Linked DNA regions of Homo sapiens: region 2 is linked to region 1. The links are chromatin loops, found by intact Hi-C in ENCODE. Cell type or tissue: PC-3. All regions are shown on one strand. Each heading gives the region's core, and the rest is flanking DNA. Links, peaks and the distances in the headings are about the cores only. Region 1 holds the start of LOC124902651 (a long non-coding RNA gene). Region 2 overlaps CCDC34 (coiled-coil domain containing 34).

Region 1 (2,919 bases), core at 201-2,700:
CTTCCAAGCTCATTCAGATGGTTGGCAGAATGTATTTCCTTGCTGCAGTAGGACTAAGTGCCCTGGCTTCTTGCTGATTGGAGGCCAACTTCAGCTCCTAAAGGCCACTCACAGTTCCTAGAGGCCATTTGCAGTTCCTTGCCATGTAGGCTTTCCCGACAAGGCTGCTTACTTCATCAGGTCAGCAGGGAGAATCTCGAGAGTAAGCCTGCTAAGAAGAAGCTTTGCATAACATGACATAAGCAGCAGAGTCACATTCCGTCCCCTTTGCCACACTGGTTAGAAGCAAGTCACAGGCCCTACCCATATTCAAGGGGAGTGGAGCACATACAGACATGACCACCAGCAGGTGGGGATCATGGGGGCCACCTTAGAGTGTCCAGCATAACAAGGAAGGGTTTATTTTTTCATGGTGACAAGGAGCCCAGCACAGGCAGATTGGGGTGAGGGAACGTATCCATGGTGCTATCCATATTTCAGCCTCTTCTGTGTGTTTTGCCATTTTTCACCCCACTTTTTTTTTTTTGTTTGTTTTTTGAGACAGAGTTTCACTCTTGTTGCCGAGGTTGGAGTGCAGTGGCGTGGTCTCGGCTCACTGCAACCTCTACCTCCTGGGTTCAAGCGATTCTCCTGTCTCAGCTTCCCAAATAGCTGGAATTACAAGCACACACCACCATGCCTGGCTAATCTTTGTATTTTTAGTAAAGACGGGGTTTCACCATGTTGACCAGGCTGCTCTCAAACTCCTGACCTCAGGTAATCTGCCCGCCTCAGCCTCCCAAAGTGCTGGGATTACAGGCGTAAGCCACCACGCCCGGCCCACCCTTTTGATCATAAAATGGTTCTTCTAAGTTTCACATCATCATCATTCAAAGAGCTTCAAACAATAGATTCCTGGAAGCCCTACCCAGACACATGGCCCATTGGCTCTTGCATTTGTATCAGTGGGCCATTTCCACCACAAAGACCATTGGGAAACACACACAGTTAATAAACAATATCCACTGTGACCCCAACAAAAATGCCAAATGTAGTTGGCATGTGTCTTTTGACCTTCAATACATGGGCACATGGGTTAACGCTTTCCACTGAGGGCTGGCCTATGAATAAGTTACAAAGCTTGAATGAGAAAATGCATACATAATCATTTGCACAGTGCCTGGCACATGACATCTTCTCAATCAGTGTTGCCTCTTTTCACCATTCCCTACCTGCTCCCCGACAACTCTGATGCCTTTTTTTTTTCTGCGTCGCCCCTGCCTCTGGGTTTAAATGCTCCAAACACAGCAGCACCTCCAGAGTTAAGCACCCTGTCAGGCCGACAAGTCTGTATTTATGAGGGAGGAATGTAATAGCCCCAGCTGGAACCCTGCCAGGGGACTAGCAACTGCAACGCCCTTATTTGCTCTGGGGAGGAGCAGCTTGGAAACTTTTTATGAGATTCCAGAAGCAGCAAGGTCATCAGTTTTATGGCCATCCCACTTCGTTTGTGAATACGGCCTTTGAATGATAATGTTTGGGTTCCTTGACACAAACAAGGCTAGTGTTAGCTCCGTTGGAATGGGAGACAATAAAATAAAATATATTCTGTTCCACGTGACTGCAAGGTGTTCTGAGTAATTTCAGACCCCAACAAACAACAACAAACCAGTTGTACATTCAGAGAGCTTGATTTTTAGATAGCCTCACTATAAAGCCCCTGTGTGTGTCTGAGGCAGGTAATCTGATTTGTCAGGTCACAAGCGAAGCAACATGTGTTTACTATCACACTCATTTCCCAGCCAGCTGCAAGTGTCTGAAGGAAAGCTCTTGGTCAGGCCTGTTTGCTGTGATAAAGTCAAGGCCAAGGAGGAGGGCTGCCTGCTCACCAGGCTCCATGTGTTCTTGTAAATAAGAACTACCCTCTCCAGTGACACCTGGGCATCTTTCTCTAATTGCTCACTGGACCGTGGCTTTTATTACAGTTGAATATTTGCTAGGCTGAGCCCAGGAAACATTCAGCTTCCATTGTCTGGCTGGCTGCCACCGTCTGCTCTGCATTACAGTTGGCCATGGGTACAAGGTCAACCCATTTTTGGGTTTCTTTATTTTGGGCCAGCCACATGGCAGCAAAGACAGAGGCCAGCCTCTGTGTGTGTGTGTGTGTGTGTGTGTGGACTGAGGGGGAGTATGGGCAGAGGAGGCAGGAAGTGGTAGAGAGGCAGGAAGACACTTCATAAATGAATGAAATTCTCCTTTATAGGCACAATTCCTGGTACCAAATACACTTTTGATGAATGTTTGTTGAATGAACAAATGAGTGATTCTATTCATTTAACCAGCATTTATTGAATACCTACTGTTTGCCAGGTGCCTAAAGTCTGATGATAATGCACAACTTTACAAACAAGATTTGTATTCTCCTGGAAAATGAATTGTTTGGGGAGTGAAGAGGATCAACAAATGAATGAGCGAGATGTAATTGACAAATGCCCTATGAAAAACAGGAGTCAGGGTGTGGAGGTGGAGGTGGAGGGGGCTGGGGATGGAGAGCTACTATAGATAGGAGACTTTCCTGAGGAGGTGATATTTGAGCTAAGACTTGAATGATGAGAGGGCACCAGTCATGAGATCTCTGGGAATGCATGTTCCTGGCAGAGAGAGAACACATTTCTAGAAGGTGTAAGGAAGGCTGAAGCTACAAGAGACAGGAAACTATAGCTTACACACTTCAGCTGAAGAGAGGGCTCATCTTTCCTTTAGAATGTGGGCAAAGATCAGGAAATTAAAAACAGAGGTATAAGGAGTAGGAGTAGGAGTAAGGAGTGGTGTTGGAAATAAGAAGTTTAATAGAAAGTCTGCTTTCTGAGCAGGTGGCCCTCTACCTTTGCAGTGAAACTCCTGGGAGCTAGGTTCTATCCCCAAGGCAGGCACATTGAA
Region 2 (2,919 bases), core at 355-2,854, 150 kb before region 1:
CCTCAAGTGATCCATCCGCTTCAGCTTCCCAAAGTGCTGGGATTACAGGCATGAGCCACTGCGCCTGGCCCAGAGGCCCAGGCCTTCTTTTTCTTATAACTCATATACTATGGCACACTCTTCGTCAGTCTTCCTCAGAATAGTTCTCATCCCTTCAAATGCAGTCTTCAGCCTTTGTCATTAAGAGCTCTGAATTTTCCCTTTTGCCGGGTATTCTTGTTTCATATAGTTCACTTTACTTTGCCTGTCTCAAAAGACCTTCTCCATCTACCTAGTACCACGCTCAAATTTTCTACCCCCTCCCACCTCCCAATCTCTCTCCTTTCGAAGCCATCTTTTCACTGTTCCTTGTATGGTGCTCATTTCTGACTAGCCTGGTAGACTAGGCTAGGGGGAAGGAAAGATGTTTCTCCTCATCTTCCCTTCCCTTCTCTGAACTTTTATGATATGCAATAACTCGCAATGTAGCACTTATTTCTTTAGTGTATAGAAAATCAGATCAGAGACTTCTGGGATTTCATCTTTATATCAGATTTATATCAGTTATTGCTAGGTCCATAGTAGGTGTACCATAAAAGTATACTGAGTAAGTCATCAAAGAACAATAGCTGCTGAAGTGATGAAAAATCCTTAAAGATGGATATTTGCTTTTGGGGGTATAGTGTTTAAAAGTTGGAAGACTTCCTGAGTGAGGGCGGCTATCTTCTATGCAGCAGAATTTTAGGATGAGTGATTATGGAAGACAGATTTCCTGTGACCAGTTGTTTAAAATGCAAAAGAGATGTTCTTGGTGTCAAGTTTTATCTTCATTTAAGACACTGGAATTAGTCTGAGGGTTGGAAAATTGTCTTTCCCACTACCACCCATGCCCAAGTAGGTAGGTCTTTGGGAAAGAAAGGGCTATGGAGGAGTGTGGAGACCAACAGAAGATACGTAAGGTATCTGACTATTAGTATCTAAAGACGGAGAAGAAAAATAACCAGTAATTATGGTTGTGGAGTCCTAGTGAAGTCTAGTTTGAACAGCATTCTAAACCAATGCAGTAATTTAACTGATGAGTGACAGAGTGGTGGCATTCAACTTGTAGTTTTATTTGGCCATACCTTTCACATTCTTTTTCCTGAGGAAATGCCCAAACGTGTAGATTCGAGTGACAGCAAGGCAGTTAAATAATCTGGGATATGAATGTGATTTTGTTTTACACTTCAGCAGCTATAAAACCAGTGAAGAAAACTCTGGGTTCTTTTTTCCCTAAGGAAAATTGAATGGTTTCTTTGTATTTCTTTTGTGTAACTGAATTAAATTTTTAATATAGGGATTATTTAATTTCTATGCTTTATCTTCATCAGGAATCCAGAAGCTTCTTATAACTGTTTAAAAAAAAAAGTTGCAATTCTCTTGAGCTTCTGCCAGTAGCTTAGAGTGATGCCAAAATTTATGTGTGGGAAAGTTGATTTCAATGAGGGTAATTTAGCTGAAGTTTAGTCTAGGAAACTAGTGTTTTGCTGCCAAGCAATTATTTGCACATTTCTAAAAAATGACTTATACTTTTACCAATGCTTTTTTTCATCATAGACTGGTTACTTAAGTAAGTTATTGCCACTAGTGGCATATGCTCCATAAAGGAAACTATATTCTTGTTTAATTTGGTTAATAACCTCAGACTTTTAAAATGTATGTTATTTGGGTACTTCTATTAAATGTTGCCTTTTGTCTAAATAAAATCCACAGGAATTAAATCAACAACTAGAAAAAAGAAAAGAAATGGAAGAACGTGAAAAAAGAAAGATAATTGCTGAAGAAAAGCACAAGGAATGGGTTCAGAAAAAGAATGAGCAAGTAAGGAGGGGAAAATGGATACACACATTGACATCTCTTTTGCAAAATATTTCTTCCTATTATACTTCATTACCTAGGTTTTAAAAAATACTTCTCTTAGAGTCTTTCTTCTTTGGCTTGTTTTGTTTTTCTATCCTGGTGGACATTTATCAAGTCTCTATCTTCTGCCCTTTGCCCTCTACTTTTCTCCTTTTTCCCTCCTGTGGCTTGCACTAATATTTGCCTGCAGGCAGTCACCAAGTCTGTATTTCTAGGCCTGACCTTTTGGATCCTTATGGCAAGTGCCTCCAAGTCTGCAAATCTAAAACAACCCATTTTGCCCATTTCTCCTTCGTAAATCCATCCTCCCATTTCTCTGTTTCATTCAGCTGTCTTCTCGGTCATCAAGGCTTAATTAGAATTCTTCTGTTGTTCCTAATCATCTCCTCCTTTTCTTTACAATTACTACTCCCCTGTTTGTGATCTCTTTCCATTATATCTTTCAACTTGTTGTTTACTTCTTATACTGGATTGTAAGCTACATAAGGGCAGGGATTTTTGCCTCTTTTGTTCAGTTTTCCAGGAGCTAGATGAATACCTGCGCATGATATATGTCCAAAAATAGTTTAATTGAGTGAAGATGTTCATTGAATGGCTGCATTTTTTCCTTTTAATTTTAATATATTCTTCTATGGATCACACACATTCGAAATTTTAAAAATACTTATTCTGTGGTCAATTTGTCTTCTGTTGTGATTTTTACATATTTAGAGTGGTACTGCTTTTATTATTATAATCCAGTTTTACAAATGTGGAAAAATGTTTAAATTGTAGGACAATATTTTAAATTTTAATTCTAACTTTTTATCTTTATTGTTGAATCTAATGCCTAATGGTATTAATAAGAGTACTAAGTAAATAATTTCAGTAAATTGAAGATGATATAACCTTCTTCATCCAAGTATTATAAGAAGGAAATTGGTTAGATGTATGTGTGTTATAACCATATTTGTTTAGAAGTCAATTACTTTGTTTTTTTAAAAAAGTTTACTTCATCCCATGATATAACATGAAAGAGATCTTTGTGAATAAATTCAAAAA

The links. A loop is a pair of places that touch in the nucleus more often than their neighbours do. Peaks named below come from ENCODE experiments on the same cell type or tissue, not always from the same donor. Only the 100,000 strongest peaks of a DNase experiment are listed, where the experiment ranks them.
Region 2: a loop joins it to region 1, with 9 times the contacts of the local background. A loop is called at or near these places in 9 of 110 quality-filtered maps.

The regions. Positions count from the first base shown.
Region 1 is chr11:27,200,635-27,203,553 of GRCh38, reverse strand. All of the region lies in intron 2 of BBOX1-AS1 (BBOX1 antisense RNA 1), which reads left to right. LOC124902651 (a long non-coding RNA gene) reads right to left here and starts at 1,300. Exons shown (of 2, transcript XR_007062632.1): 1 at 1,212-1,300; 2 at 1-208. In PC-3, for the core only: no CTCF peak of the experiment used is centred there; a DNase peak (open chromatin) is centred at 1,403; H3K4me3 peaks cover 728 bases; H3K27ac peaks cover 1,680 bases.
Region 2 is chr11:27,349,252-27,352,170 of GRCh38, reverse strand. CCDC34 (coiled-coil domain containing 34) reads left to right here. Exons shown (of 6, transcript NM_030771.2): 3 at 1,732-1,839. Among named protein-coding and RNA genes, the nearest start is that of CCDC34, 13 kb to the left of the region's middle. In PC-3, for the core only: no CTCF peak of the experiment used is centred there; no DNase peak of the experiment used is centred there.